5 separate regions of the Mus musculus genome follow, and all the other regions are linked to region 1. The links are chromatin loops, found by intact Hi-C in ENCODE. Cell type or tissue: heart. All regions are shown on one strand. Each heading gives the region's core, and the rest is flanking DNA. Links, peaks and the distances in the headings are about the cores only.

The links. Peaks named below come from ENCODE experiments on the same cell type or tissue, not always from the same donor. Only the 100,000 strongest peaks of a DNase experiment are listed, where the experiment ranks them.
Region 2: a loop joins it to region 1, with 4 times the contacts of the local background. A loop is called at or near these places in 4 of 42 quality-filtered maps.
Region 3: it touches region 1 in a loop (1.8-fold over the local background); 5 of 42 quality-filtered maps call a loop at or near these places.
Region 4: a loop joins it to region 1, with 2.1 times the contacts of the local background. A loop is called at or near these places in 5 of 42 quality-filtered maps.
Region 5: a loop joins it to region 1, with 7 times the contacts of the local background. A loop is called at or near these places in 5 of 42 quality-filtered maps.

Annotation. Positions count from the first base shown.
Region 1 is chr13:5,800,697-5,807,349 of GRCm38, reverse strand. It overlaps Gm35413 (a long non-coding RNA gene), which reads left to right and starts at 4,195. Exons shown (of 2, transcript XR_382025.4): 1 at 4,195-4,282; 2 at 4,376-4,568. In heart, for the core only: no CTCF peak of the experiment used is centred there; DNase peaks (open chromatin) are centred at 3,579, 4,329 and 5,069; H3K27ac peaks cover 2,615 bases.
Region 2 is chr13:5,611,430-5,618,082 of GRCm38, reverse strand. No RefSeq gene overlaps it. Among named protein-coding and RNA genes, the nearest start is that of Gm40661, 61 kb to the right of the region's middle. In heart, for the core only: a CTCF peak has its summit at 3,890; DNase peaks (open chromatin) are centred at 3,082 and 3,702.
Region 3 is chr13:5,721,505-5,728,157 of GRCm38, reverse strand. It overlaps Gm35330 (a long non-coding RNA gene), which reads left to right and starts at 3,552. Exons shown (of 4, transcript XR_001780855.2): 1 at 3,552-3,759. LOC115488222 (a small nucleolar RNA gene) reads right to left here and starts at 2,686; the gene lies at 2,544-2,686. In heart, for the core only: no CTCF peak of the experiment used is centred there; a DNase peak (open chromatin) is centred at 3,667.
Region 4 is chr13:5,711,816-5,718,468 of GRCm38, reverse strand. The region is part of intron 1 of Gm35330 (a long non-coding RNA gene); the gene reads left to right. Among named protein-coding and RNA genes, the nearest start is that of Gm35330, 9.5 kb to the left of the region's middle. In heart, for the core only: a CTCF peak has its summit at 3,916 (motif pointing right); a DNase peak (open chromatin) is centred at 4,068.
Region 5 is chr13:4,773,793-4,780,445 of GRCm38, reverse strand. No RefSeq gene overlaps it. Among named protein-coding and RNA genes, the nearest start is that of Gm40658, 51 kb to the right of the region's middle. In heart, for the core only: a CTCF peak has its summit at 3,404 (motif pointing left); no DNase peak of the experiment used is centred there.

The DNA.
Region 1 (6,653 bases), core at 589-5,588:
TTTTCTACTATTGGTGGCTTAATATATTCAAGAATCTTGGAACATGCTTACATATGGGAGAGTGCTCTAAATCACAGTCAGGTAATTCTAGGAGTGACTTTATTGCAGTGTTATAACCTGAGTATCCTTAAGCATTTTGTAAGTTACTTAATGATACGTTTCTAAAGAATTGATTATGGCTTCAAACATGGGAATTAGGATGCATGTACCCTAACTCTCAGCATCCCACATTCACCTTCAATATTTACCATGAGTTCGCATCTCAGGTTGAGTGGCCTACACAAATCAACTACAATTCTTTATACAGCAAGGACCAATGTCTTACCCGAGAAGGTATCCTATATTTAAAACTATGTGTATGGTAGAAGAGTACAGTGGTCTTAAATGTCTTTGCTTAATTGATATTTTCTATATGTATATTTGTGTCCCTGCTTGTCTGTCTGTGTGCAGGAATGCCAGGATGAGATCAGAGCCCTGGGACATGGAGTCACAGCCTGTTATGAGCCACTTGATGTGGTTCTAGGAATGGATGGTTCTCTGCCAGGTTTGCAAGTGCTCCTGTCCTCAAAGCTCTCCTTCTAGACCCAGTGCACGGTTCTGACACACATGATGGTTCAGAAATTATCCCACAATGCACGCCTATCTTAGCTAGATTTAGAATAGAAATGACAAAATATCAAATGTTTTCTCATCAAAATGTTTTAGTGATGGAATATAACAAAGGCCTTTGTCCAACATGCACTAATGATCAGAAGAGTCCTAAGTCTAAGCATGTATTAATGCAGTCATCCTGACATTTTAACTCTACAGTTTTTTAAAAGGCCTATAACTCTGTCTCTTTTAGGTATAATCCATATGCCACATCCATTGAGAATATGACAGGAAAAGAAAGTAAGAGCTCTTAAAAGTAAGAGCTGAGCTGAGCATGGTGGCACACATCTTTGATCCAACCACAGAGGTGCAGAGACAGGAGGAGGGAAAAGTAAGAGCTGAGCTGAGCATGGTGGCACACATCTTTGATCCAACCACAGAGGTGCAGAGACAGGAGGAGGGTGCAAGCTTGAGACTAACCTATGTATACAGTGGATTTTAAGCTGGCCATGACTACATAGCAAAAACCTCTCTGGAAAACAAGCAAATGAGCAAGCAAGCAAGCAAACAAGCAAGCAAGCAAGCAAGCAAACAAACAAACAGAAAAACATAAGAGCAAGTTACCAAAGACTTGTCTATATGTATAATTTTGTTTAGTAACTAAAATAATAGCACACATGAAATACAAGACTTCTGTGAAGTGAGTGTGGAGGAGATGGCAGTTTCTTTGAAACATGGAAAATCCGTCAGTTGCAAGTTGTTTGTGGGATGGTTTTGCTGAAGGACAATAAAATCAGAAAAAGTCTGTTCTTCCTGGTAATTGTCACATCCCTTTTCTTGGCCACCCAGTTTGATTGGTGGACATCGCTACTGAGAGTTTTGTTTCATTGAGGTTGAAGTAAGCTATTAAATATATAGCATGTGTGAGCTAAGAGATATGCTTTCATAAGAAACCATAACCATATATATCTATGTGATATATATGTATATATATCCTAAAAATTACCTGTCCAATTTTTAATTACATTTTACTTATGAAAAATATTAATAACACTGTTTAAGCCACTTGGACTCTGGGAGGACACCTCTGCCTCCACATATGAGGCTACTTATTCTTTAATTGTTTAAAAAGCTGTTGCATCTCCTGTGTTGTTAATGTACTTGAGAGGATATAAGTCATGAGTACTTGTGTTAGAATTTTGACAAACAAGTCTTCATAGCAGGAGATATTTTGAGTGCACAGGGGAATATGGAAGAACAAGAACAGGATAGACCACCTACTTGATGGAGCAGGGCCAGCAGAAAAAGATGCTGGGTCCTAGGAGGTATCTCACTGTATACTTGCCCAACAAGCATGAGGACGTTTTGATTCCCAGAGACCATATAAAGAGGCAAGCATGGTGGTCCACTCCTGTCATTCCTATGCTAGGGAGATAGAGAAAGAATGGCCCCTCGGTCTTGCTGGCAGCCACCTTAGCCTAAATGAGTTCACGACCCACTGAGAAACTGTCTCAAAGGTTTCAAAGGTGTACAATACCTGAGAACCAAAACCTGAGGTTGTCCTCTGTCCTCTACATGTAAGTTCACATGTGTGTCTACACACAGCAAACACACACAAACACATACACACACACTGAGGAGACCAGAGTACTTAAGACTATTTGGGGTTACTGGAAAGGAAAGCACTGCAGTTTTATGGCAGCTTTAAGAAAGTCTGGAAAATAATCTTGGAAACATAATCTTGAATGGCAGACCAATTTTTAAAATAAGACTTAAGGAAACATGAAGTTACAATGAGTAAGGAAGAGGTTTCTTCAAATCCTGCTGCTTTTACTAGGGGGGTGGGTGGGTGGGGGGTGGGGGGGGGAGAGCAGGATGTACCATCACATTTCAAATCCTTGACTTCCGCTTTTGAGTTCGACAATGCTTCTGTGTTTTCTTAAGATTTCCCAGAACTGACCAAGCAGTACTGGAAAAAGGAAGTTAAACAATGATTTGCTCAATTTGAAAGCAACATCGCTTCATCACATGAGACTAAACTTTTCCCAAATGAAACACTCCTGCCTCGATCTCCTGTCATCCCCCAATAAATGCACCCAGAAGAACAGTAAGGTCAATATAATTAATTACCCGTTCTTTATCAATGGCTGGAATTTTGCTAAAAAGAATAAGTGAGTGCTCGGGTTTCTTAGGAGGTTTGGTACCTCTGCCACTGGCTCTGGAGGGCTCCTCGCCACTTATTCTTTCAGGACCAGTAGGGGTTAGGTAAACAATGACCTCACCCTTTTGTGCTGTCTTCCTGACATTACATCTCAACACAGAGGTAAAGTCAGGTGACTTGGTCTGTTTTGTTTTTTTTTTTTTCATTATTGCCCTTTATGGATCATTCTTAGAAAAACGGGATTATTGTTTGACACTTCCTCTTTGTCGTTTTTCACAGTAAACATAGTGCTTGTATCTTAAACAAATTAGAGAGGCCAGAAAGAAGGCAGGAAAGTATTGATGATCACATGACACCCCACCCCACCGCAAGAAACCTTAATTTTTTCTCTTGATTTTGAAACACTTCAAACATTCTTCTGCTCCTTCTTTTGGTGGAAACAGTTGTTGGGACTTGTTGACTTTTCAGGACTACCCAACTTGGCATTCCTCAGGAGTTACTTAAGGCCAAAATATTGCAGTTGGGTTAAACGTTAACCAGCCTTAGTGACTAGGTTATACATTGTAAAACTTTGTGGAGTACTTTGTATCAGCAAATACCACAAGCCAGGAATCCTGGTGCCTGCATTGCCTTTGTTATTCAGACACAACACTGCCTGCTTTCTTCCTCTAGCATTGCAGGCACGTTCTTTTGATTTGAAAGCTTTGCATATTACCCAAGGACTTCTGTATCTAAACTATGCTAAAGACACACAGAAGAGGAATGACCTCATGGGTTTTGTCAGTTGGGCTTTGTGTTTAGCTAACTCGGTGAGTCACAGTCTTGTGACTAGCCAGGCACCTTTCCAATCAGAGGCTGTTAAGATCTTGGACAATGAAACCTGTGGATATTTTGAAGAGGAGATTTCAACAAGTGACCTGCTTGCTTGGTTATACCAGGTTCCTTAGGGAAGTTAAAAAAAAAAAGTTCCTATTCCTGATGAATACCAAAACACCAGCCAGGAGATTGAAGTTAGTAAAGCTGACTCACTTCCTTGTTTCCAGATGAAAAGAGTTGTCCAAGAAATGACTCTCACAGGGAAATAATACTTCCTTCAGCTTACTACCTGTGTCTTTTTCAGGCAGGGTTAACTATCACACTGACCTGTCAGTGCTTTGGTATGTTGAAAAGTTAAATTTAATTATGAAATAATACTATGCATTAAGAAGCTGCTCCTTCAATCTGTAAGACTTGCTGACTTCAGATATACCTCAGAAAAAAATGGCAGTTTCATAAGCATGCGCCTTGGTGGCTGAAAATCTCCCCTTCCCTTGACGTATGACATTAACGTATGCTTCCCTTATTAACGTTTTTAAAAAGCAAGACTTAATTGGTAATAACATCATTGTTAATCTGCAGTGCGTTTATCTGAGAGTTTCAAGCAAGATTGTGTGTTTTCTAAACCCAGCTCACAGGGACGGTGAATGTAGACCAGAAAGACTGCGCTGGAGGTCACTCAGAAGGGTGCACTGGGGGAACACTCACCCAATGGTGAGTATCTGGAGAGCGTATAAGCGCATGCCGCTGTGGACTTTTCAGCGATGTCATGCTGACAAACTGACTCAGCAGGAGTTACCCACACAGGAAACGGACATCCATCTTCACTGCAGACCCAGAAGACGTGACGGGAGACCAGGAAACGTCTGCCTCGCTGACTTACTATATTCCCTTGGATGTACTGATCAGGCTACATTCCGCCAAGTCAAAAACGTTGAGAGAAAAAAATGTCTAATAATTTCCTCTGATAATCACCAAAAATCACAGCTTCTAAACGTAACGTTTGTTTTTGTTTGTTTTTTGTTCTTTTGAAACAGCGTCTTATTCAGGAGTTATGCCTAGCCTAGAACATTCTACGTTGACCAGCCCGAAATTCACAGAGATCTGTCTGCCTCTGCCCTCCTCCACACATATCCCAGTACTGGGATTGATGTCCCACCACTGTACTGAGCCTAAACTCTGTCTCAATAACGCCTTATAAAACTGGGACTAGAACCCTTTAAATAAGAACTCCCCATTTCCCTTCATCTTTAAAGCACTCCTTGCCCCTCCTGACTCTCCCCAGTTGGTGTGTCTGTTTCTGAATTCGCCTAGAATTCTAATAGTTGTACAATTCTTGTTATTGAGAAATCACAAATTGTGAAACATGTCAAACAGGGCACACATTTAAAAATAACCGTCCTTCCTGTTGTTTAGGTAAAGCCACTTGCTTGTTTGGGGTTGCTAATGGGAATAAGCGAGTGTGTGTGATTCCCTCTCGAGCCAGCTTGTTTGCTCTGAGGGAAAATTCATGGAACAGCCACAGGCTGCATTCCAGAACGTTAGCCAACCACTCTGCAAAACGCCTGCTATAAAGGCCTGAGAGGCAACACTCCTGTGAGGGAGAGATCCTTTTACGAGATGTCAACTCAAGCTCCAATTAACTGGACTGGTTTTCTTTATTGTTGTTGCTTTTGAGACAGTCTTATTTTGTAGCTCAGGCTTGCCTCAGTTTCACTAAGTACTCTAGAGTGGCCTCAACCTCCTGAATGCTGGGACTGTGACAGTACATCCTCGGGCATGGCAAAGGGACTTCTGTGTTGAGACAGGTTCCTATGTAGAGCCAGATGCCAGCAAGCTCACTGCAGGCCAGGATGACTTAGATTTTCCAAGCCCTTTGCCTCACCTCCCAAATTCTGAGATTACAGTAGGCAGCAGTATGCAAGTGGTATACAGATATGCATGCAGGTAAAACATATATAAATATATATATATATATATATATATATATACATATATGCACATACAGATATATACATATATACATGTATATATGTACATATGTATACATATAATAAAATAGTTTTTAAAAAATTAAGAAAGTACTTCTATACTTAGCAATTGATTGTACCAGTGAACTTGAATCTGAACATTCTCTTGCAGTACAGTGGTTGAGGAAAAATTGCAAGAATAACAGAGCCCAGGCTGTGCTGCTGCTTGTTTTCATTAATGATTCTGAGACCTAGTGGTGTGGTTCCGCAGTTGGAATCTGAGAGTCTCATTGATCACCAGTGAAGGTAGTAGCTGGGATCCCAGGAGAGTGCTGGCCCTGTTTACCTCTCGCAGAGCTGTTTATAAATTGGACACCTGTAATTAGATCCGTGTTACAGAGGGAGCTTTCAGGTGAGAGTGCGTTGGAGGACAAAAAAAGTAGTCTCTTGATTAGCTTTGATGAGGATTCAAAATACCACACCCAGAGGCGCTCACTCTTATGTATCTGTAGCTAGAAATGAAGACTTTGGGGAGACAGCAAAACGAAGTTGAAACATGGTTGTAAAAATGAAGCCTTGACCTAATAGGACTGCACCAAAGGGCTCTCCTCCTTGTAAACAGAGGACAGGCTGTGTAAGGAAGAGGAAGACCCTGTCAGCAACTTGAACCTGGATTTCACCTATCAGGAACTGTGAGAAAATATGGTTCTCTTGAGGATCCCAAGCACAGAAGGTGTTTTAGAGCTCTGGAGCCTCTCTTAAGTTTTGGGCTCTATACTCCCTTCCTCCATAATGTACTCGGTAACATCCTACTTTTACCCACAAGCATTATGCATATACACCTCACTCCAAACAACGCATGTAGCAAACTGAGAGTTCCTCAAACCAGCCTGTACACTTGGCTCTGAGGCAGTGGCTTTCAACCTTCCTAATGCTACGACCCTTTAACACAGTTCCTCATGTTGGGGTGACCCTCTCCACCACAAAATTATTTTCATTGCTACTTCATAAGTGTAATATTGCTCCCATAATGAATTGAAATGTACATATCATCTATGTTTTCCAATGGACTTAGGTGACCCCTGTGAAAAGGTCATTTGACCCCCAAAAGTGTC
Region 2 (6,653 bases), core at 768-5,767, 190 kb after region 1:
GATTTTCAGAGAGGAAACTAGAAAGAGGGATAATATTTGAAATGTAAATAAATAAAATATCTAATAAAAAGTATTCAATATTTTGGTCAACATATTGACCAAAAACCCTCAACAAATAAAAATAAATATCTTTAAAATGGATTTTTAAAAAGACTGTTATATAATGGATATATGTTAAAAACAAACAAACAAAACAAAGCCACTGGGAAGAAAAACTAAAACAGGTGTCTTTGGTGTGTAAATGAAAGCATCAGAGATTTGAATATGCTGAACTCAGGTCTGCTGAGAACAGGCCTGGACCCTATGGTTTTCTTTTTTTAGGTCCAAAAATGTTTTTTATTTGAATACATATAACATACAAGTAAAAACAGCCTTGTCTGTTCAAGTCTACCCAATCTTTTACAGTTTCTTGACTCAGACAAGAACAATAATTGCTTTGGGTCAAAACACATGCATTAAATTCTTATTTATCAACCATTAAGATAGGAACCCAAGCAGTTTGTCTAAAATACCCTTACTCTGTGTCCCTACTCAGACTAGGTAGTTTTTCCTTATAGCCCGTCTAAGAAAGTTATAATTTTCTGACTGGGGTTGTATTCCCATGGGATGAAAGGCCTAACACATTGTCTTTATTCTATACATACACACACATGTAGTAAGTTGTTCTGGATAAAGCCCAGCACAAGGTCTCTGTCATCTTAATATAAGCAGCAAATGTAATTAAAACTCATTTCTAACAGTTAATAAATACTCAACTAAATGCTTTGTTTACTGTTAAATTCAGTCTTCCAGTGCAGAACTCCACAGCTACATCCACTGATTGGTACTGAGTGTTGAACCACGAGCCTCACGTGTTAGAGCATCACTCTATTACTAAACTACATGCCACATCCCTGTTTTCTTCCTCTTGTTGTTTCTATTGGCAAAACATGCCCCCAGCCATATTTATACAAGTAGACTAGTCGGTACTATAATTTGAAATAGAATTGAATATCTACAATCTTATATTGTTATTTAAAGATTTGAACCACACACATAAACAAAATCATATGGTAACAGTTTTACTGTGTGGATAGATACTTCTCCATCTGATACACGGCATGTTGGCTCACCAATAAAGAAAACTGTATTTTAAGAGATCAAGACATCCAGGGTCAGTCACGGTCATGCATTTTTCAATACCCAAGGCATGGTAAAAATGATTGATCTGGACATTTACAAGGTGGCTCTGGACATTTTTTATTTAACTAGATAGTTTTTCCTTATGGCCTGGACTAGGAAAGTTATTTTCTGACTGAGGTTGTATTCCCCTGGGATGAAAGGCCTAACACATTGTCTTTATTCTATTGACCCTGAGAAAGCATACTCCAAGATAGATTTTGTTATTATGGGATGAGGAGAAACTATGACTAATCTCTATGAACTGCAAGAAATAAAGGATATTTCTTGTTGCAAAGGACAAAAATGAAAGCTATAATTTTAGTTAATGATTATGTAAAAGTACCTTCCAAATGAATCGTCTTAACTTGAGAAAAATATATAATTTGTTTTCCTTCATGAAACTCATTTACTTCTTCCAGTTGGAGCCTTTTGTAGACTATATAGGTTTTCCAACTAAGCTTGGGAAATCAATTATTTATTGCTACCACAAGAGAACAATCTACTCCACAGAACACTTTATGACAGTGGGGAAAGGGAGGATGATGCTCTGGGAGCTTATTGAAGTGGTCCGGGTAATCTTTGACTGGATCTGACTGTGTCACTGGTCTCTGATGCATCAGCAGCAGCAGCTGGAAATCTCTGGTCCAGTGAGTTGAATGTTCTGTGAACAGAGAGTATGTCTCACCTACCTGCTCACCTTAGCTGGAGAGGAGACCAGAAAGGAGACTCTAACTGCCAGTCTAGAGAGAAAATTGGAATGCTGGGACATGATGCTTTGACTAGATGACATATAAAATCACTTTTTAAAAATGAATAAATCTATGACTTCACTGACAAGCATGTCTTGGGATACTTTGTGAAAGTGTCTGCCATAGCCCACAACAAGGAATATCACTGAGAGTACCCCATATACTCTAACATTACTGGAAGACTTGAGCTGGTAATATACTGTTGTAGTTATTAAAGAATTATTTAGTTACTAAATTTATCTACCTCAAAGCTTCAGGTAACACACTGGACTGTTTTATTCCTAGAGTTAGATTTTGTCTTCAGACTGCATCCAATGGATCTTTCAATGTTATTCTAATTAAATCAATATAAAGATATGGGTGCTGAGGAAATATTGCTATAGTATCTTCAGTGAAGGATGCAAAGCCCTAAGGGACTGTACCCAGCCAAGTGGGCTCTTGATTTCATAGAAGCTCCATTCTGCTAGTGTGCATTGGATTAAGAATTTCTGTGAATCTGACTTGAATGGACATATCTCGTCTGAATGAAGACTTTGGTAACCTATGAGTCAGCATTTCATATGATTAATTGAATGCCACTTAGCGGACAGTGGGGGACAGAATAACAATGTCTAGTAATCACTGTGCTAATTCAAAGGCAAAATCCATTTGTGAGTGCATCCTACAGGCTCCAGGACCAGCAGGTAGGAAAATCAGCAGCAGCCCATTAGCCTTCGAACATCATCTGCTTCCTAATTACACCATAATTAGATCAGGGATAATTACTTTTATTTCTATTATTATTGCTCAGAGTACCTTAGAATCTTGGACTCATAATGTTATGAGGGAATTTTAAACTCATGAATTTTAACATTCTTAGTCAGGGAAAATAAAAGTGACCAAAACACTTAGTGAACTGTCCAATATAAGATTATATGAATAGCTATTAACACGATTTAATTATATTACTGAATTATTAACACCCTATCAGGGACCTGGGCTTTAGAATGTTAGTATGTATGACTCTTTACTTTGGCCTGTGGCACTTTCCTGTTTTTCTAGCACATTCCATTCTTACCACACGCATAGTCGACTTCCTCAAATTGTTGTTATGTGCGCACTTTAGTTCTTTTAAATGCTTCCTCCCTTCCACTGCATGAGGGGATGATCTCATGGCGTTGTATTCATTTTATCCTATATTCCCTGTAGCTCCTACGCAGTGACTTCACCATGATGGTCATTCAGGAACAACCTGTTCCATGGATACTGAGTAGCCTTCTTACAAGTGGCCAGCTCACCCTTCCTCTCCAGCTTTGTGTCATGCTCTGCATTGTGCCCATTCTTGTCTTGCTTTTCTTCCTTTATTTTAAAGACAGCATTGTTGTGTTGCCCAAGCTGGCCTTAAACATGTTGTCTAGCTGAGTCTAGCCTTGAGCTCCTGACCCTCTTGCCACTTCTTCCCAAATGTCAGTAGCGTCATGCTCTGGGATCCTAATTTTTCAAAATGGAATCATCTGCTGTAATATTCCTACAATACTGTTACTAAATTTCAACACACACACACAGGCACACACGCATGCACACCCATACCCACACACTCAGAGAGAGCGAGGGGGGGAGGGAGAGAGAGTTTGAGAGAGACTGCATTTTGCAAGCTTGCAGAAACATCAGTTGTGAGCAGTCTGCTCTATTCTGCAGAAATCGGCTCCTCGCATTACAAGCCTCGCATTACAAGTGTTCTCTCCTACATAGTTCATATCCATTACTCTATCAAAGGTCAAAAATTGTAGACAAAAATAGAGCAAACTTCCTAGTACGTCAACAGCCTAGTGTTTGTTTCTTCTTCCTTCCTCATAAGAGAGAGTGGTGCTGTGGAAACCCAGTCTGTTTCTCAGGGGAGCAGGACAGGACTGATAGGAATTGTAATGATGCCAACTTTCATGAATATAACCTTGTGGAAAAATGCTGCCTAGAGGAGGAGGATGAGAGTGAAATGATTTGAGATTAGAGAAGGAAACTTCATAATTAGGCCATGAGGTAGATAGCTCCCCCAGTGCTGAAGACCTCTGAGGTGTGCTCCCTGGAAACTGTGCCTGTCCATTGAGGTAGGAAGATGTAGACAGGAAATTGCATTTATTACCGGGAACACTGTGGATTCCTAGGAGAAAATGGTATTTTACAGAGCGGAGCCCACAGATAGAGCCTTGTTGAAGGCATTATTTCAAACATAGGCCACATTTTGTCTTTTCAGTCATGTTTGCCCTTAATGTTAAAAAATACAATTCAAAAATACATCACTCGCTTTCATGGACTTAACAGACACCAGTGAGGAAAGTGATTTCTAAAAGAAGAGGGAAACTCTTCCTGCTGTTTTTAAAGAGATGTCTTAATGAACAGAATTGCATGGCTAGTTAAGCTAGCCCAATTGCCCTTCGTATTTCTTAATGAAAATATTGTTAGGAATATTTTTAAATGATCGGTTATAATGCTTCAAGAAAGTCAGAATCAAGGTTATGTTCATTTAACTCAACTAGAAGGAAAAAAAGAACAGAAATGAAAGCTTATCAATTTTACGTGATTTTCTGTTCATTTTGCATAAGATCACATTAATATTCTGTGTGTGTGTGTGTGTGTGTGTGTGTGTGCCTGTTTATATGTATGTGTGTGTGTGTATGTGTGTGTGTGTGTGTGTCTGGGAGTACATATGAAGAGAAGAGGTTGGTTGTTGACTCTTTCTTAATAGCTCTTCTCATTACATCTGGAGACTGGGTCACTTGTAAAAACTGAAGATCACTGATTGGCTAGATTGGCTGACGAGTGACCTCCAAGCTCCTTCTGTCTCTACCTCTCTGACACTGGGATTATAAATATAAGCAGCTGCGGCTGCTTTTGATATTCAGAGTGTTAATCAGAACGCAGGGCCTTGTGTTTTTACTATAGCCTCTTTGGATGCTGAGTCATCTCCTCACCCCAAGAATTTTTTTTTTTGGTCTACTGGTAAGATGATTTCCATGTAAAAAATATTTACATGGGGAGGGGCTAGTAACACTTCCATGGAATTTGTCAACAGTAAGAATCTACTATTGTCATAATTGCTCCTAGGCTGCAGAGGAAGAAATAGCTCAGAAAACCGTGTTTGAGCCCTATAGGGAGCCCATGCTATTAGAAAAACCAGCTTCTAAGTGTGCTTAACTGTCATAAGGAAGGCAGGTTGTTGGGACAGTAAGAGCTTCACTGAAGTAAAGACCACAGCCAAGGAGAGAATCACCTTAAATACCAGAAGATTTGTGGACCTACTAACACAAAGGAAAGACAAGGAACTGGGACGCGCTTGTAGAAACTTGGTCACTTGGTTTTTAAGTCATTATTGGGTTCTAGTTGGCATTGTCCTTTGTGTTTCAAATGGTTGGATTCTTGTTTGAAGCTGATAAACATAACAGTGTTTCTATGCAAAGAATAATCTAGGCACTGGCATCAAAGTCTGTGAACCTGGGAACGTTGTTAAAGGTGATCATCCATTCTCTGCCAACACAGCAGTTAGAACTTTTCCTGGATGAGCTGATGGCTGGTGTCTTGACCATCATTATATTCACAGATTAACTATTGGGCATGTTTTCCTGACATCATGGCTGTATCTATAGAGCTCAAAGGGTGTGGTTAGAGCAGAAGCTGAAAGGATAGCAGTTGGAGCTTGCTGTGCTAAATGTGTATTTCCATTCAATGCCCAGAAACTGACACCAAGAAACGACCAGTGCAGAAAAATTCTATGGTGGAAGTTCTTGAGTCGAGTGTTCCTAATATGAGCTGCTTAGATTACTGTTAGTGACTTATTCATTCTCTGCATCCCTTAGAATCTGTTCTCCTCTCCCCCTGACAGCACATCATATTTTAAAACTGGAAGAAGTTACAAGTATTGTATAAACAATTACAAGTACTGTACAAACAAAGAGCAAGCTGATTTAGACCATCTATTTGTAAGGAAAACATGTGGGGTTTTATGGAAATAACTTTCATCTCCATTTCTTGGCACCATCGCAAACATCACTGAAAAATGCTAAGCTATAAATACGTTCAGTCCTAAAAGGGAAAGATAATTGACATAATGACTGTATTCTGTTGTAGATAAATTTTCTCTGAACTGAACACTTCTTCCTGGAAGACAAAGGAAAGCTCATAAGGCTCAGGAACGTCATGAAATTTACAAGACCCATAAAGCTCAGAAAGGCACAAGACTTTAAGGCTTCTCCTCAATGTTTTATACCGAGTAATCAGCTGCTGGGGAAGAAAAGACTTTGCAGTGGCAATTCCTGCTATACAAACAAGGGAATTCCATGTCATATATGCTGAGGTAGGGATATTTGGTGATGTGGCTGTATTATATATATATATATATATATATATATATATATATATATTCACACGCACACATATATACATGTACTGTGAGGAGCAGGTGTGGCAATAGTCCCAAGATGGCGCCCGGGACTGCAGCCAAGTCTTATGACTTGCACCTAGAACTTCCTCATACACCCGAAAATAAGCCATGTCCATCGTGAGAGCTGCGCAGGCACACCATGACACAAGATCAGGCCATTTGACGAAGGCCAATGAACTGAGATTGCGCGGACTGGGCTGATGGGGCGTGGCTGAGGGGTGATATAAGGGATTGCGATTGGGGACTAGGGGAGATTCCTGCTTGCATGTTGAAAGGTTCCTGAATAAACTGCTTTGAGAAGAACGCTGTGTCGTCGCTCTTTTCTGCTG
Region 3 (6,653 bases), core at 821-5,820, 79 kb after region 1:
TGTTGGATATTTTTCTGTACAATGAGTCATTTTAGATATAAATATCCCCGTCTAAAGCTGTCTTATCCTCCTTGGAATCTGGGTCGTATGCACATGTCCATGTGTTCAATCATCTGTTGGGGTTATTGAGCCATGGTTGATGTATGAAATGGCCCAACAATATTTATAGATAATTTAATCCTAATGATTTTAACCAACCCTGCCATATATATATATATATATATATATATATATATATATATATATATACCTGTGTGCGTGCAAGCTCTTTCATATCTCTTATCTAGGTAAGACCTTGCTTTCCTCTATTAACATAACCCCTACATTCTCCTTTTCTGACTGCACTTGCCTATTTGTTAGCTTCTGGTGAGAGCTTTTAGCTTTGTCCACAGCCTTTTGCACCAAGAGGTTCGTAGGAGCTCCCAAATAGACCTTACCTTCTGGGATTGTACTTTACAAACCTTCACTTGAAATAGGTTGAAAGTTTTTCCCTTCTATATGGAACAAACTCCTGTTTCTGTGAGGCTAAAGTGCTACTCAGTGTTGGCATCAACCTGGGCATGGTGGGACATACCTGTAAGCCCATCTGTCTGGTGCTAAAGGCTAGGAGGTCAGTCTCTGAGCTTCTGTGTCATTGTCAGTTCCAGGGTAAGTAGGAGGCCAAGTTGGGATGCATGAGATCCTGTCTCAAAACAATAATGTGACGTGAACACAACAGCAGCAAGCACCAAACAAACAAAACATCACAGAACCAACCACCCAAAGAAACAGACAACAAAACCTCACACATTATTCTGAATGTCACAGTATCCATGGGTCTAGATGACACCAATGACTTATAGAACATGATAGTTCCACACAACAAATATGGAGATCCCATGCTAATTTTTTTTTTAGTTAAGAAAAGAAAACTCTCTAGAATTTCAGTCTAATTAAAAAAATTAATGCTTTAAAATGCACATTGACTTCTTGACAAATCAATGTGTTTCTGGCATTTTAATTAAACTGTGTAATGATTTAATTAGAAGACCCCTCCCACCCACACAAGAACTCAAAGATATTTCAGAAAACAGGGCACTGGTTTCCTGTGTGCGTGAATTTAAGAAGTGGTAAATGGATAAGAGTCCTTTTTGCATGACTGATATTGACCTTCTGTGAAAATTGCCTGTAGTTTTTGTTATTATGTGATTTATACAACATGCTGTTTCATAAAAAAAAATCACAGGGTGCTAATTGGGGGTCTTGGAGCTATGTGATAGAAATGCAACTTAATCTAGAATAGATCAAAAAGAGAAGCATTTGGGCTTTGTAATGTGGTTACTCTAGTAGTGGGCCTTTCTCTGAGTCAAAGAGCTAGCTGTAGAGGGTCAGCCATGTTACTGGAATTTAATCTGTATGAATCACAGAATGTTAATCCATATAACACTGACTAAATGTATTAAGTGTGATTTCTTCATCAGTTTAAAAGGACTATTGCTTTATGCTTCCAGAGCCTCAGGCAAAGATATTTCATACTTTCTTGCCAGTTCTGACCACTTGCAGGGCTAATATTTCTTCACCGTGGGTCATAGGTGGATTTATAGATATTTAACTATGGAGAGATGGATAGGACACTTGTGACTGGCCATCATGACTCACAAGTGTATCCTTATATTTACACAAAGCTGCTTCCCATTTTTACTGAAACAAGTAGAAGATGATCAGGCCCCAGAAGTTGAGAAGTTGTTATTTTTAAAGGTCATGGGAAATTAGTATCCATCTTAGTGCTGTTATTTGTTTATAGGAGATGTTTGAAATCATTATTCTGAGACGTGACATGGCATGGTGTCAGTTTGTATAGACCCTGTCCCTGATATCATCATGCTTTGCTTGCTTATTCAGGATTTCGTGAGAACACAGCCATTGCAGACTCTTTTACTTGTATCTAAATAGGAAAAAGGGAAGTTGAATGCATTGGCCAAGACCCAGAAGAGCAAACAAAGTCATCCCTAGCGGATGCTTGAGGAACGTATAGAAAGGAAGTAACTGAGGGAGTATATTCCTTCTACTTAGCACATTGGACTCAGGCCTACAGTTATTCTCTGATAAGTTGTACTATACTCAAGTAAATACTTAGTCTCTCTTTTCTTCATGTTTTCCTTCTTATAGTCTATTTTTGATCTTTAGCTATTAATGAGAAATTGTCAACCAACTTTCTTCAAGAAATTCACTTTCCTGTGCTTCTTCAAAGTGTTAGCCTTTAGGAGCATGCCCCCTCTAACTCCATTGACTTTACCCTCCTCACTGTGTTCCTTTTTCTCCTCAAGCAGAGAAACAAAGCAGACAAACTAGATTCCATCAAGATAGGATTGCGCCTCTAACAGGACCCAGCTCATGCATGAGAAAAAGACAAAATTACTCATGAAAAAAAATCAGTGCCCTGTGGGTAGGAGGGCAGGTCCATGGGCATTTTTCTCACCTGCACAGTGTGGCATGGTAGAACACAGGTCTCTGTCTTCCTCCTCCCATGCTGTGCTGCTGCCTGGATTTGATCTGATTTGATTTTATGTGTCCTAGTCATAAAAGAGCTCTGGCCACCAAGCCAGGCATCAATCTAGGATGAACAAAGATCGGATGTCTGCTCTGCCCTGACTGATAGAAGAACATCACTGCCAACAAGATATCTCTTTGCCCATTGCCAGGTGCGATGATTGTGTGCATCTACCAAGGCTAATTTATTAATAAACTTTCTTTCTGTGGGGCAAAGACTTTGAAGTCCCAAAGTTATTATTGGTATTTAGGTTCTTGGCTCTTGTTTATGGTCAAATAATTACAGACTCGTTACTGCTAGGATTACATATTCATGCTGTTATATCTGGCCATAGCTCTATGCTGAGGTGTTAGAAAGAGAAAAATATGTATTAATATGTATCTTTTGAAATGAATCTTACAAATAAACTTGTAACATCTTCATCTGCAAAACACTGTGTATATAAAATACATGACATTATTCAGAAATACACTCTTATTGTCATATATTAAACTATAATATTGTGAATGCATAAGATTTTCTCAGTGGCATGGCCTAAAAGCCAAATAAAAACAGGCTATGTATTTCATTTTAATGTGAAATTGGCTGGGGTAAATTGATCTTTATGGTTTCCTCTTTCTGTTGAATTATCCTCCCTTCCATGTATTGTAGCATTGGTTTTCAGTAGTCTATTTCCCAGTGTTGAATGTGCAAATGGCCTACAATTTCAGATTTTGAGACAACATTCCGCCGGGCGTGGTGGCGCACGCCTTTAATCCCAGCACTTGGGAGGCAGAGGCAGGCGGATTTCTGAGTTCGAGGCCAGCCTGGTCTACAGAGTGAGTTCCAGGACAGCCAGGGCTATACAGAGAAACCCTGTGTCGAAAAACCAAAAAAAAAAAAAAAAAAAAAAAAAAAAAAAAAAAAAAAAAAAGTGGAGACAACATTCCATAAATAGGGGTCTCTGAGAACAGAACAGCAAAGGAATTGTCAGTATCTGGGCATGGAGCCTAGTAGAACTCAGCCACAGGGCTAGGAGGGGCTTTCAGTTTTCAGAATGTGGCGTCCAGATGAGCCACATACTTGAGAAGTCACAAAGGTCTTCAAACCTAAGAAGAGAGTGGGGGTGGAGGTGGTTATGACTCAGCAGGGTGCCTGGAATGCCCTGGGTTCTTGCCACTCAGGAGCTAGGGACACAGAGCCAGACAGCTGTGGTACAGAGAAAGAAGGGAGAGAGTTCTGTACAGGAGGTAAGCAAAATGTGATTCTGAGGCCATTTGCATGCTCCAGGCCTTTTTTTAGTGCGCAGAATTATGATACTAGTCACAACTGCATCGTAATTTGTACGAGTAGTTTTTGTATGAAATGAGTATTTTATATATTTTAATTACTCCTCATTATATTTTATTTGTTTTTTATATCTATGAATGGGTCTGAGTTCTTGTTCTGGCATTCTGACCCCTATCTCTAACGGTGATTATCTGGCAAACTTCATGAATGAAAAAGAAATCCAGATAGTGTTTGAAATGATTGTCAATATGAACACACAAAGCAGCACATGGTAGTAGAATGCGTTTTGAACTGTCTGGACTTGTCCCTACAACTGTCTCTTTTTGCCCTCAAGTCCTGTTAAATCTCAGATTATGAAGCAAAGAGACTAGTATTGTGCCTATTGCTCTTTGTAGGAAATACCAGTGTTTTATTATTAGACTGCTATGTGTGAACTCCTTTAATTGTGGTATCTCAAGGAGGTAAGTATGGGTTTAACTATGAAGAGAAGGTGGCTCTGCTGCTGTATAAAATCATAATTTTTAATCTGAAAATTTTATATTCTGAGTTAATGGGATGAATCACTGTTCTTCCTTTTAAACAAAGAAGGTCTCATGACGTCAGGTAGCCAAAGGATCATCAGCAAATTTAAGTTGAGAAAAACCGAAAATATTAACACACTGATATAATTATGTCAGATATCATGTTGTGTTTTTTAAAAGGCATAACACATTACAGAAATATTGAACCCTCAGGGCTTGAGATATGGCTCAGCAGATGTGAGTGCTCACTCTCTTTCTGAGGATCGGAGTTCAGTTCCAACACACTGCACACTCAGAAAAAAAAAATGTGTTACTGCAGATCTGGGGATCTGATACCCTCTTCTGGCCTCTTTGGTCATCTGCATTTCTTGTACACCTATCTACACATACATACATACATACATACATACATACATACATACATACATACATACATACTACATACATACACACAAATACTCATAATTAAAAATATGCATAAATCTTTAAAATTTCAAGTATCTCTTCCTCCTTGTGTGTTACATTTCTTAAGTATTCTCACATGTGGGGGTTCATTTGAAGATAAGATATCATGAGACATACTATGTTCTTGTGACTGGAACCAGTAGAAAATTCTCAAATTGTTTAGTTCTGGGAATACAATGGGGTGCTCAGAAAGCAAACATTTCTCAAAATTAATTCCTCATTTAAAAAATTGAAAGGACATCAATAATCATTTACCTCCATTTGAGCATCTCTCTATTTTGCTTTTCGAAAGTCTTATTGATGAAGAGAAATTCAACCAGGAAAGTTGCAGTGGAGTGAGAATGGTAGTTGGCAGGAAGGTAGACATGACCTGGGGAGGGGTTTAGCTTCTTTCTTTTCCTGAAGTGTTGGGGCTGGCCTGCAGCTCTCATGTCCGGGTTCGAGCCTGGGAGGCAGCCTGGAGCTGAAAAAGAAGAGGGAAACTAGGCGACGAGAGAGAGATGGAACCAAGACAGAATTCTGATCAAGGCTCAAATTTTTAATGGTGGACACGCTTTATAATAGAGGGGGGAAGCCCATTCCCGCCAAATCATCCTTGGAGCCCAGCTGCAGGTGACCACGTGTAGGATCAGATGTAGACTCCAGAACAGCTAGGCCGATTCCCAGCAGGTAGCAGCAGCAACAGAGGCTGAACAATAGAGTGATCTAGGGAGGCAGGCTCCACCCTAGATAATCTCCTTAGTGGCAACAAAGTCGAGGCCTGGCTCAGTGTGCTTCAGGTTGCCAAGTGGTAGGTAGATGACCACAATGATGGGTATATGCTTGGGTGTACTTGACCTCAAACTATATGACTTCTCAATGATAAGAAGCCCACTGGCATGATTTAAGCTTGCTGTGATTCTTGTTATCAACAGGACTTGCACAGTTACACTGCAAACTGGGAGTCTGTATGTCTTACTCATCACATCTCTAGGCTGATGATGCCAAAAATATCTCCATCAACACAAAACATCTAAGTTTGTTTTTTGTTTTTGTTTTTTGTTTTTTGTTTTTTTTGTTTTTTGTTTTTTTGTTTTTTTGTTTCTTGTTTCTTGTTTCTTGTTTTTTGTTTTTTGTTTTTGTTTTTTGTTTTTTTTCACATCACACATCACTTTGCAAGAGAACTGGAAATAATAGTGATACTTGTCTAGAAATAGAGGGGTAAAGAAACGGTGTTAGAATAATAGCATAAAACTTTGAGAACTATACAAAATATGCAAAGTGAAATAAACTCTATATGATTATCTATTGAACAAAGTCCAGAATAGATCATAACATAGTTATTTTTACATCTTCTTGGTTTTGTGTTTTTAATATAGAGATAAAGATAAAAATGGTTTTTGATTGTACCAATATAACTTCAGTTGACACTTTTAACAATTAAAACTATGTTACATTTACATAGCACAGAGCATGGAGCAAAAGATGGCTCTATGTTTAAAAGTACTGGGTGCTCTTGCATAGGATCCGAGTTCAATTTCTAGCACCCATATAGCAGCAAACCACTGTCTATAACTCCACTTTGAGGGGATCTGAACCTGCCTGTAGCCTCTTTAGATGTAGTTTTTTAAGTAGCAAAAAATAGGATAGAGCTATAAAATAATCTCTCTTAAGATAGCCCTGAAAAATAGCAAGCATTTATTACTTATTGGATTCTTTCAAGAAAAATAGATCTGCATAATACTGTATTTGTGTCTGCTTACACATGTATGCAATGTATAAGCATGACCTCTTCAGTTTGGTAATCTTGCCAGGCTATGTATAGGCAATATAGCCTGATAATGTTCTTTATAAGTCCAACCAAACACTATTAACAATGTCAACAATGA
Region 4 (6,653 bases), core at 879-5,878, 89 kb after region 1:
TCTTTTTTACCAACATATCATTGACATAGATAATTGTAGGCCTGCCTTGAGACTCATCATAACTACTCTTCTCTTAGTCTACGAGCTGAAATTTCCTTTATCTATTAAAAGGAAATTATGCCCTCATAGACTATTAAGAAAATGGGTGTGTATCAAGAGGACATCTTTGGAAAGGTAACCATTACACAATAGGTAGCCACTGAAAACTTAGACTTGACCATGTTGCCAGCAAACAAGATTCAAGGTGCTCTATATTCAACAGACCGAATCCCTGTGACATGGGTTTCAGCTCAGAGCATACTTCCTTCCCCTCTTGTATTTTATCATATGAAAGTGAGTCACTCCTTAAGGGTCCGTAATGTTCTCTGCCCTCCTGCACTGGCTCAGGTTGAGGTGGCATGTTGTAACTGAGAGTGTTCTCTTGAAATGCTCATTGTCTCCATCTCTATCAAAGGTCATAAAGGCAATAAGAGGAATGGAGGCAGATTACATATGAAGTCTGAGAATTAAATCAAAAGTAGAGAATAGACGAAAATTCATCCTTCAGACAGCCAATAAAACACCTGCTTCATAATGCTCCCTCACATCTGTGAGGCATGCATTCTATGACCTTTGAAAATACCCAACTTTGCAAATTCAATTGTAATATATAATTTCCACCTAAAATGCAATAAAATTTAAGTGACCTCTTTACATCATTAATGCTTTTTTCCAAAAGGAAGAAAGTAATTTATAAAGCTGTGAAAATATGGCCTCGCTGGAGCCTTGCTGAAACTATTCACAAATCACTGCCATTGGTTTGTTCTGGTCTCTGCCTTACAATGTTCTAAGCCTTACATTGGAGCTACTGTTGAATTCAACAGCTCATCCTTTACTCCCCATCTCTCTTCTGCCTCAGCTAGCATGCTATTGTCATTTACAGCAGAAGGATAAGATTATTTTGAAATTGCAAGATCCCAGGTCAAATGGTTTCCAGCAGTTTCATAGACCTCAGCACTGGCCTATAGACAAAAGCTAAGAGAGTCTCACCTGCCTGCAAAGGTAATGTTCCAGAAACTTCTGTGGGCCTCTGCTCTCTTACAGAACAAAAAAGTCACCAGCATTTCCTGTGAGTTTAAGAACATACTAAGGCGGTTCTGTGAAGAGAACGTGTGCTGTATAAGTGTGAGAACTTGTGTTTGGTCACCAGGACCCTTGTAAAAGCAGAGTATTGAAGCATAGATCTGTAGCCCTGAAGCTTGGTGAGGAGAGAGAGGTAACAGAAGACCTTGGGGGCGTTCAATTGAGCCAGTCATTCTAGGTAAAATGTCAAGCTCCATGCATAGTGAGAAGGCTGTCTCACCCACTAAGGTTGAGTGTGATAAAAGAAGATACTGAGCATTGACCGTGGCCTTTTCATGTGCACACATGAGGTACAACACCCTCACACAAATGTGAACACACACACACACACACACACACACAATATGATCTCAGTACTCACATTGGTATTGTGGAGAAGCAAATGAGGAAGTAGGGGGAGGGGCTAGGAACACAGTCCAGGAAGAGACAACTGTTGGAAGATCAAGGAGTGTTGTGTAATGCAGAGTCCACATATATTGGAAAGTCGAATCTGCCACATTTAATGATGGAATGGATAGGAGGTGTAAAACATAGGGGGACTCATGGCAAGTTTTTAGGCTACGGCATTCTGTGAATTGTCTAGGACTTGGTACAAAGAACCCCATTTGACATCTGAGATTTTGAAGGTTTACATGGATTGTATAATTTGTTCAAAGTGATGTCTTGCACATGTAGAACACTGAACCCAGGCTTCTCAGATTCCCAAATCTAAGCTCTTTCTCTATGCAACTTCACTTCATTTTCAAGTTTGTCCCAATATTTACAATGTAGAGAACTTTCTCTTTCATTTCCCAAGACTTGCTGTGTAACACTGAAGAACCACTAAGAAAAGTGTTAAATCATCTCTTTGTATCTTTGATCTGGGGCCAGTCAAATTCTCTGTAGTTCCTGTGCTCTGGAGTTACATACAGAGAATATAAATATAGGTACCAGAGTCAGCCATGTGCTTGCAGACCCATAGCTTTGGCGAACAAGTCACAGCCTGTATCTCGTAGGCTACTTCCAGATGCCATGCTCTAGCCTTTGTTGTTCTGCAGACCCTAAATCACGTTTGCTCAATTTTACATTCCTAGAGTTCATTTTCAAATGCATACCCCTACCATATCAGCATAGAGACAGACAAAATTATTTGTGGGTTTAAAATGCTTAGCTGGGAAACACATTGCCCTAGCAGTTGTCAAATTATTAGTGTTGTCTGATCATGCTTTCTAAACATTTCTTCATTGAGCATATTGAGGACTATTTATGCATTTGTCTGTCTGATTGTCTGTCTGTCTGTCTATTATCTATCTGCCTATTATCTATCATCTACCTGTCTATCAAACATCCATTATCTGCCGTCTCTTTACTCTCTATGTGTCACCTATTTACCATCTCTCTCTCTTTCTATTACACATCTATTTATCTATTTGATCATCTATTGTTTCTCATCTATTTACTAATCATTTTATTATGTATTAATGTCAACTCTTATCTATTGATTAATCAATAGATCTATAATCACATCTATCAACATATGTTGATCAATTGGTCTATCATTTGTCAGTTTTCTACTTATTATCTATTGGTGTACATTCATATTTACCTGTTCATATTGATCTGTGTGGAAATGATACAACAAAAGAGCATTTAAAAACAACTTATTTATTTATGATTGGTGTAAGTTTTCTTTTAGCCTCTAACCACTTCTTCAAAGTCCACCAAAAATGAAGGCCAAGAGGCAGTGAACATATCTCAGTTGGCAGAGTACTTGCCTAGCACGCATAAAGTCCTGAGTTCAAACCCTAGGACTAGAAAGCCAAGCATTTCACAGTGCTGATTCTAGAAGTTGGATGAATAAGAAGTTCAAGTGATCCTAGACTACCAAGTTCAAAGGGCCATGTAAGACTCCTTTAAAATAATAAAAAACAAATCACCAAATAAACCAACAAAAGCTTTAAACAAAGCCAAATCTAGGACCCCTGTCTTAGTGCATAGACAGTTAAAATAACAAAGCATCAGTGTGTGACAACGGATGTCTTATCATAGCATCTCATGCTGACTGTTAATTCGACAGATGCTTGCTGAAGCTCTGGTAAATATCAGGCATAGGAATTCTCAATATCAGGAATTGAGAATTCAAAAAAATCCATTTCAGGTCCTCGAAGAAGCCACATGACTAATCAGTTGAGGTGAAATATGTGTCTTTCAAATATAATAAGAACTAATTGCCAATTCTGAGAATACTGAAGGCTGCCTAGGTCCCTTTCCAAGAAGCATGTTATCTGATGAGCATGTTTATTCTCTGGTCTCTGGTGTCCAGACCACATTCTCTAGGGCTTTTCCTTCACAGACAATAACAGTCTCCAAGGGATTATCCTGTGTGTATATTTGTGCTTTTCAGTGTCTGCCATGGCACTCTGTGGCTCTGTGATGTAAACACTTATCTTCAGGTCATGTGATTTGGTCTCCTCAGAGCCACAACATTGTCCTGGCAACAGCTTTGATAGTAGGGTAAGTAAACTGATTTATAGACTCTATCTGAAGCAGCACACATCAGGAACATTTATCATATTCTAGATGTAGTTGTAGATGAAGTTGACCTAGGTAGTTCCAGGGAGGCAAACATTTGAAATGAGTCCCGGAAACGTTTTTCATCTTGAATTGGCATTGAAATATACGGATCGGATGTCTTGGCTTATGTCTACGGGCTGTTCATAGGGTTAATTCTATTATGGAATGGCACTATTCTGTTTCTCTGCCCAGTGTGTCTAAAGTTACCTTCTGTAATGGGTAGTATACAGCTTTGGCCACCAGATGTAACTGTCCCTGACTTGAGCCGTAACAATAGCTCCAACCTCACTTGCGAAGAGCAACCAAAACAAGCTGAGGAAAACGCTTCCTTGCCGAAAGAACACGTGTTCCAGAACGCGAGCTGCAGCAGACAGGCTACGTTCTTCTGCAGTTGACATTCTTTCCCCACTGACTTATTTTTACTTTCTGTTTGACTTGGCTTGCTTTTCTTTTTCCCTAAACGGTTTCTTCAGTCCTTCCTCCCTGGTAGGGTTTCCAGAGTGAAAGTCCTTTCTGCCCACACTTCGCAGAACTCAATGCAGACTCTTGTCCAGGGTCACTTGACGTCAAGGCTGACTTTTAAGTTTGCCAGAAAGACGATCTTTAGGGAACAGTTGACACCATCACTTTCTCTCTTTAGCATACAGCTACAAGCTGCCGAAGTTTATAGTTTACAAATTGCATTTCTAAACAATTTAATAAAAGGAAGACAAGAGGAGACTTTGAACACTGACAACTAACTCTTTTAAAAGACTTTTAACATCAGCATGTGTTAATTCATTACTCACTCCTCTCCCTCTCTCCTTGAGTTTTAAAATGCTTTAAACATTCCATTGCTTTTAGAATGCATACTTAAAAATCATTTATTTCTATCCCCTGAGATCATTCTATATTGTTTACTTTGTATGCTTGGATGATGTGCCCTCTGGATCTTAATAAAATCTACTTGAAAGCTTACATTGTGCTTATTTATAATTTTGAGTCTGTAGAAATTTCTCCGTTTAACAATAACTTTCTTGACTCTGTTCTCTGACATAAAAAATGGTTCTTGAAACCTTCTCTCTTCTCTTACTATTTAATCCATCCCATGACACCTTTTCCCCCTCCCTTTATTTTTTTTAACAGCCTGTCACTGAGTATTTGTTTACCAAATGTTACTTTTCTTGGATAAAATCTATTTTTGAGGCCTGCAAAAGCCAACAACTGTTTGATGCTGTCAGGCTTCGCTTTTATTTATGCATGAATAACATAAATAACTTGAAAATGACCCTAGCCTGTTTTTCTCAGATTTAGAGAGAGAGAAAAAAGTGCTTCCGGGCAATGTTTATGCCAAACCTCCTCATGCCAACTTTCCGGTTTTGGTGCCAACTGGTGTTTACAGCCAAGTTGTAAACCTTTGGTAAACACGACCCGTAATAAAAAGGCCAAGACAACCTGAACCAGGGCACTAAGGAATGGGTGTAAGTTTACTCTAAGACCAAAATTCTAACAGGAACAGAAGTGGGGAGTCAGCCAACTATGAAGTGCTCTCTCCAACCCACTGTAGCATGGAGAATACACAAATGATGGGTTTGTCTGCTAAGATCCCATTAACCCCACTTAGGCATTTTATTGGTTTCCTTTGCCACTGATTCAGAGAAGCCCAGTGATAAATTCAAAGTACCAGCTTTTATGTTGCCCAGTGGTTTGTTGTTGTTTGTTTGTTTGGTTGGTTGGTTGGTTGGGTTTGGTTTTGAATGTAAACTCTAACCAGGAGTAGAGATAAGAGCCTTAGCCTTGAGATGCTGTGTTATGTTGATAAGGACTGGCCAGAGTGCTTAAGAAAGAATCAATAGGCCCTTTTAAAATAAATTCAGAGATACCCATCCATGCCTACATTTTTTGAGTATGATGTATTCTGTATGTTGTTTATAAAACGCAAAGAAAAATATGTTCTTTATTATTTTTATTATTACTATTACTGCTACTAGTAGTACTATTCTCTCATATATCTCATTTATTTCCCCCTTCCACCCAGTCTTCCCTCCTTTCCCTTCTCCAGATCTACTTCTCCATTTCCCTTCCGAAGAGGGCAGGCCTCCCAGGGATATCAACCAAAGGTGCCATATTCAGTTGCAATACTATGAGGCACCTCCTACTTTGTTAGGATTCTATTTAGTGTGTGTGTGTGTGTGTGTGTGTGTGTGTGTGTGTGTGTGTGTATGTGTATGTGTGTGTGTGTGTGTGTGTGTGTGTGTGTGTGGTATGTGTGTATGTGTTTGTGTGCATGTTTGGAGGTATGCACAAATTTGTGCCTGTACATGTGCCTATGTGAGCATGTAGAGATTAGAAATCTATGAGGTTGTGTTCCCTCGTCACTTTCCCCTTATTTTATAGAGACAGGTCTCTCATTGGACCTGGAAGCAGACTGTCTGGCAAGAAAGCCCCAGGGAGCCTCCTGTCTCTACCTACCTAGAACAGCAGCCTCCATGAGAGATTTTTATGTAAGTTCTGGATATCTAATTCAGGTCTTCACGCTTGAGGGAAGTACTCTACACACTGATTGCTTCACTGCCTCAGAGCCTTATTTATGATTCTGTATAAGTAGTTTATTTCCTTGGAGTGAGACCCAGGCGTCTAATTGGCCTCCAAAATTGAGCAGGGACATCTACTTCTCTTTAAAGTCTTCATCTCTGAGTCTTTCCTGGATTCTAAGTCCCGTGACCTGATTCATAGCTCCTGAGTTGCTGGTGGTTCTGGTTCTGGTTACCATGACCTGGTTCTGTAACCAAAACTGGTTTGGGGGGCCTGGTCCTATGTCCCAGTCCAATGACCTGGCTGATTCTCAATCCTGGTTCTTTGACTAGCCATGAGTCCAGGTCCTGTTACTGGCTTCTTGTCCTGGTCTAGTTTCTGCTGGCCCTGTGTCTTAGTCAAGATCCTGGCTCTGTGTTTTGGTCCTACCCTTGGCACTAAATCTTAGTTCAGCTCATTGTCCT
Region 5 (6,653 bases), core at 958-5,957, 1.0 Mb after region 1:
CAGGAAAACTTTGGAAGTTTCTAGAGATGAGGGAACAGATAGACCCTCTAGAGTAATCTGTTCAAGAACATTGGAAATTATAGTGATATTTTGTCAATACTTTTAAATTTGCAACTGAATTCCTATAGAAGTACAAAGTTTTGAATCTGATTTTTGTTATAAATAAATGGTGACTAAATAGATATGTTTAGTTTGATGAAATGGTACACAAGGCATATATTCACTGAAACAATATATAACAACATTCATATAGGTGGTACTTGAGTTAAACATTAGTTAAAATAAATGTAATTTAATATGGTAAATGAGATGTATAAATGTGATAGAGAAAGAAAGAGAGAGAGAGAAAGAGAGAGTGAGCAGACAGGCAGGCAAACAAAGCTAGATGGTAGATAAATGATTGACTGATAGAATAGACATAGTGACAAGATAAGCTTATATGTGTGTGTTAAAGATATAATAGATTGATATACAGTGCATGGGTTATTGATAGAACAATGATTTCTAGTTACAAACATATATAAATACATACATGTGTGTATATATATATATATATATATATATATATATGTGTGTGTGTGTGTGTGTGTGTGTGTGTGTGTGTGTGTGTGTATACATACATGCATATGATGCATGGACAGAGACCAAAGTTAATAGAAAGCTGAAAGGTAACAACAGTTAATAAATGTGCATGAGAGCAATTTTGTAGCATGGTGTTTATATTAGATGCTTGGGGTATTTTAGACCTCTTCCCTATGCTGTAGAGAACACCTACATTCTTCTCAGCATAGAAAGTCTGTATCACTCTTGAGATTAACCGTCCTATTGGATATTCAGGAAGAAATATTGATATCATTATTTCATCCATTAATTGCTCTCGTACTTTTGGTTCTAGGTGTTATCTTTCTTTAGTTTAGAATATTCAATTTACTGTCTGGTATTCTCTGAGGCTAGAGTTTACTCAGATGCAAACTTTAAATTATAAAGAAACTTTATTTCCATTTAGACTGTTCTTTGTTCTTTGTCTCCTCAGAAATGCTAAACGTTTCAGGTATAATCATCAGTGTAGCAAAAAGAATCATTTTTTAATTGTCAATTTAGCTTCATTTCTAATTTTCATATAAAAAAACCCACAATTTAATTCTTTCCATTATCTTAAAAACCTACCTAATGTGAGTGCTGGAGTCTGAGATCTGCCTCTCTGACAGAGCAAACCATGTTCTTAACTCCTGAGCCACCTCAGCTCCATTGTCCCTTTCTTCCTTCTTTACACTACTGTACACTATCAGCCTTTAAAAAAATACCCTATAAATTTGGATTCTTCTGACTTGCTCCCTTCTTAACCTCTTAATAAGTCTATACCTGATGGATTCTGTATTTTAAGTACTGTCTCAATGTCTTCTGCCTACCCAGGGCTGTCGTCCTTCCCTATGAAGCATTTGGTAAAATGTTCACAGTATTAAACTCAATTTATGCATTGCTCCTATGCCTTTGTGCTGATTATTATTGTTGTTGTTGTTATTAGATTGGTTTAAAGTTATTCTTTTATGAACATTAAAATGTTTTCTATATAATACATGATATAGAATATTAATTCTTCTAAATGTTCAAGCTTTTGGCCTTTCTATTTCTAGTTGCTAAATTTTAATTTTTGTAAGGTTTGAAGTAGAAATCTATCAACCTTTTTTTTCCAGAGATTATAAAACATTCAGCACCACTGGCTCAGTAAAGAAAACATCTGTAGTAGTGACTCTGACTCCGTAGGTAAGGACATCTGTAGTAGTGACTCTGACTCAGTAGGTAAGGACATGTGTAGTAGTGACTCTGACTCAGTAGGTAAGGACATCTGTAGTAGTGACTCTGACTCAGTAGGTAAGGACATCTGTAGTAGTGACTCTGACTCAGTAGGTAAGGACATCTGTAGTAGTGACTCTGACTCAGTAGGTAAGGACATCTGTAGTAGTGACTCTGACTCAGTAGGTAAGGACATGTGTAGTAGTGACTCTGACTCAGTAGGTAAGGACATCTGTAGTAGTGACTCATTTTACTTTTCATCTGCCAAAAGGTCGTCCTAAATCCTTGGGATAAATTCAATCTTAAGAGAATTACATTTACTTTTTTGAAATTACTTTGCCTAATAATTGTATAAAAGGTTTGTGAGCCATTAATGGACCACGTGAAGGCAAAGCTTAGCCTTCTGCTCATAATGAAAATGAAATACTATATTGGAATACCAGACAATAGATACCTCTAGGGTTTATATTCCTGACTCAGTTTCTCTTAATGTCACAGGACTTATGGGGGACATGCCACTTTACAGGCATTGTTTTCCCAGAATATCTTTTGTGGTTACAGGGAAAGCTTCACTGAGTCTGTTTTGCTTATACTTTCTATATAAGTACCAGAACATTCCAAACACTTATGAAGAGTACACAGAACTGATGTAATTATGGAGTATTTTGGGCACTCTGAAAGTGCATCTTTCTATGTTTTGGAATGGTGTATATAAACAACTGAAAAATATTTTGAGGAAATAAAACAAAGGAAATTTAAAAGAAAAAAATCTCAAAGATGGAAATTTTAAGGCATAAAAGATGCCACTTGCATGCATCCAAGATGAATTTTTGGATATGATGAGAGTTGAAAACATCTTCATTTCTTGAATTAAGACCATTTTTGTTTGTTTGCATTTTATTTGTTTGTTCATTTATTGTTTGGCAAAGAAAGATAGTGGCAAAATAGGATACAATGCTAGTTTGCAATGAACTTCCTCCTGATGTCCCAGGAGGTGCCCAAAAATGGGAGAATGATCCTTCTCCTTTCTGGTAGCCTGTGACCATTACAATACTTATTCCTCTTGGGTAGTACTCCACTGGAGTACACTGTATGGGGTACACTGTATGCTGAACTTTATCTGTTCACTAGTGACATTTATGAAAGGTATAATTCAGGGATAGGATAGGCTCTACTCAGAGTGTTTCAAATTAATCCATATTTTTAAATAATATATGTATATAATGTGTAGAAAATTGGTTTATAGAATCTAGTTTATATACTATATCAATGTACACACTGAATTATATTTTATCCACGTATTTAGCCAAATGTATGTATTCAAATAAACCAGTCATATCAGAAAGTCCACTATTTGCTGATGGAAATTTAAGTAACCCATTTTTGGTTTTTCTGTTCTTAGAACTATTGGCTTCTCCGAATTATATTCAGTGATTTTGATTTTGACAACAGACTATGGTAAAAATTATGTTTGAGAAACAAGAAAGGAAGTAATAAAAAAAAATCTTCTTTGAATAGTACATGGCTAAGTTCACACAATCGCCTACCTCCATTTCAGAGAAGAAAGGAACACTGCAGCTATGACCAATGTTGAGCAGACACCGCTGCCCCCTTCTGTCCATTTTCTGTAAGGAACCAATGATTCCTGGCCTTTTGTTGCACGAAACTTCTGAGGGAACTGATTTTGAAATTACAAACATGTGAGCCTCATCCTTAGAACATCTGAGGCTCAGCTGAAAAGCAAAGGATCCTTGGAAACATAGAATTAAGATATACATTTTTCATGTTGGTCTTATTAGTGTAATATAATCAGAATAAAAACATGGGCTTCATTTTTTTTTGGCTTCATTCTTAATAACACAATCAGAAATGGATACATTTTCTTTTGGGTTTAGAAAATTCTATTAGAAAGCTGTCAAGCTGACTCAGTAGGTAGAGACATCTGTCTGCATGCCTGACTTCAGCTCCATCCCTGGGACCCGTGCCATGGAAGAGAAGAAACAACTTCTGCAGTGCACATGTGCCTACATACATGATTACACACACACACACACAAACACACACGTTTATATATATATATATATGTATATATATATATATATATGTAATAAAATATAAACAAATAATATTTATATAATAAATAATACGCAGATGATAGATAGATAGGTAGACAGACAGACAGACAGACAGACAGATAGATAGATAGATAGACAGACAGACAGACAGATAGATAGACAGACAGATAGATAGATAGATAAAATATAACTTTAAAGGCATATAAGGGCTGGGAAAATGGCTCAGTGGATTACATGCTTATTGTGCAGGGAAATGAGCTGAATATGGTTCCTGACAACCCACATAAAGCGTCAGCTGTGTGCCTGTAATCTCAGTCAGGAAGGACTGTGACTTGCCTTCCACTAGTCAAACAGTAAGATAGGGTCTGTTAAGGACTTTGCCTCAAAGTATAAGGGAGAGACAATGTCACCCAACATGGAATTCTGGTCTCCGTGTGCACAGACAAATGTATCCATCATAAACATACATACGCTCATACATTATCAATATCTGTAAGTATATAGTATAGTGTACCTTGAAAGAGTGAATATAGTAAAATAACAGCTATTAATATAGTATTATATCTCTATATGTATTCATTATAGTCTAGTAATAGTAATCCAAACTAACACATTAATACACATACTATGTAAAATATTTAATATACATTGTAATATGCATATGTAGGCATACTTACATATCAGTGTAAATGTAGTTGTGCATGTGTCTTTGTAGTTTAAAGGCTATAGCATACAATGCAGTTTATGTATATATCATATATAATATACATACATATACAGTAATATACACCAAGTATACACATACACATTTGCATGCATTGTTCACTAACATCTGCATTTAGTGCTGTAATTTGTAAGAGCGTTATCTCAATTTGAAGTTTCAGTTTGTTTTCAAAGTTCACACAAACAAGCTTTTTTATTATTACCAATTATTCCAGTGTTTCCAGAGACAGGTTTGATGCAGCAAAGTCCTTTGATCCACAGACAAGCACAATCTGATTTCAGCCAGAAAAGGCACTGTAGTCAAATTCCTTTCTTACAAGTGATCTGAAAAATTCTATTGAACTCATTTGATATTTTCAGTTGGTGAAAAATGTAGGCACTACGATAGTTTTATGTTACACAAATTAAAAATTTGAATCAACAGTCATAATTTAGAAAATCAATAAAAAGAAAAAAAGGAACAAAATTATTCTGAAACTAATATAATCTTTCCATTTTCCCCAACAGTAAATACAGTATATAGGTCCTTGTCAAGCGTCACTCTTCTGATGAAGGCTTCCTTATGTCTTGAGTTAGACATTCATACACTGACATAAAATGTAGCCTTTCAGTTTCTTTCCCTTCAAAGTCTTAAATCTGGTTTGAAACCCTATGATAATTGTTTTAAAAATTAGGTCACCAATCTGAGAAGTGATTCAGAAATATGTTGGCTTATGGAATGACTAGAAATGTGTAATTTTCAAATATAGCCTTGTGAGGTACTCTTTGCCCGGTATCAGGTATATACAATTCTCAGAATATTTGGAGCTACAGACAGGGTTTCCTGAACCTTTTCTCAGACAGACATGAGGTTGTCTTTGCTTTGCCATGGAATTATGCTATAATTTCCTGAAAATAAATAAATAAATCTCAAGAATCAAATGAGATATATTATGCAAAATAGAAAAACATAATAAAATGCAAAAAGCTTAATGTAGGCATCTGGCATCAAAACATCTCACTCCTCCTGAATTCCAGTAACGGGTTGACTTTTAGTTTCCTTTCCTTTCACGGACAATTAAGTTTTAACCAAGTACATGGCGGAAATGTCAATACTGGGCACAGTTTAACTGGAAGAGTCACCAGTGCTGCCTTTGATTAGATTCTTGTACAGTGCGCCCAGAATAGATATTCAATCTAAAGAGTGATAATATCTTTAATGCACCATTTATTATGGATTAACTAACAATCTGTTTATACTCAGTCATATCAATTGAGATAATCAAGTTCTAAGAGACAGAAAAATTGTGGCTTTTTTTTTCCTGGCCAAGAATAAGAGAATGTACTAGAATATTCTAGCATGTGCTAGAATAGCAGCTTTGGATATAGAGTTTGACTTTTATAACCTGGCCACCAGAGTCAGCTGATTTTGCTTTTTAGAATAGGTGTGCCTAATAAAACCTGATACATTCAGGATGACAGGATGGAAGGGCTTTCTGAAGTTAAAGGAGGAGGGCTAACAGCAGAAGGGTCTCAAGTGACTCCCATTAACTGTATCACCTCTAGGAAGGCACTGCTGCTCACTCTGAGCATTGGTGAGTAGCTGGAATAACAGGGACAACCTGTAAAGACTTACCAGATGGAGAGAATCGAAGTAGGGCATCAGTGCTTTCTTCTATGTAAGAAAAAGAAATGACCAGAGGCAGCAAATATGTGAAGACAACACCACCCCAAGAGGTAAAGCTCTAAAACTTTATGTGTATATCAAAGTGCGGTTTTTGATCACTGGATCTGTGTCTCCTAAGGACCAAAATTATTGCATATATTCTAGAGGGAATAAGATGTCTGTCTCCCACGGTTTACTTGAGTCTTTGAATAGTCTCCACTGAGATGCCACACTTCTCAAAGCCTGAGCAGTTCAGCAAGATAAATCAACTTCACTGACCACAAACTACACAAGAGAATATGGAGAATTAGCCTATACACATAAAGGTGAAACAGAAAAAGGAGCAGGAGCAGGGGGGAGGAAGAGGAAGAGAAGGAGGAAAACAAGAACAAGAACAACAAGAACTAGAACCACAA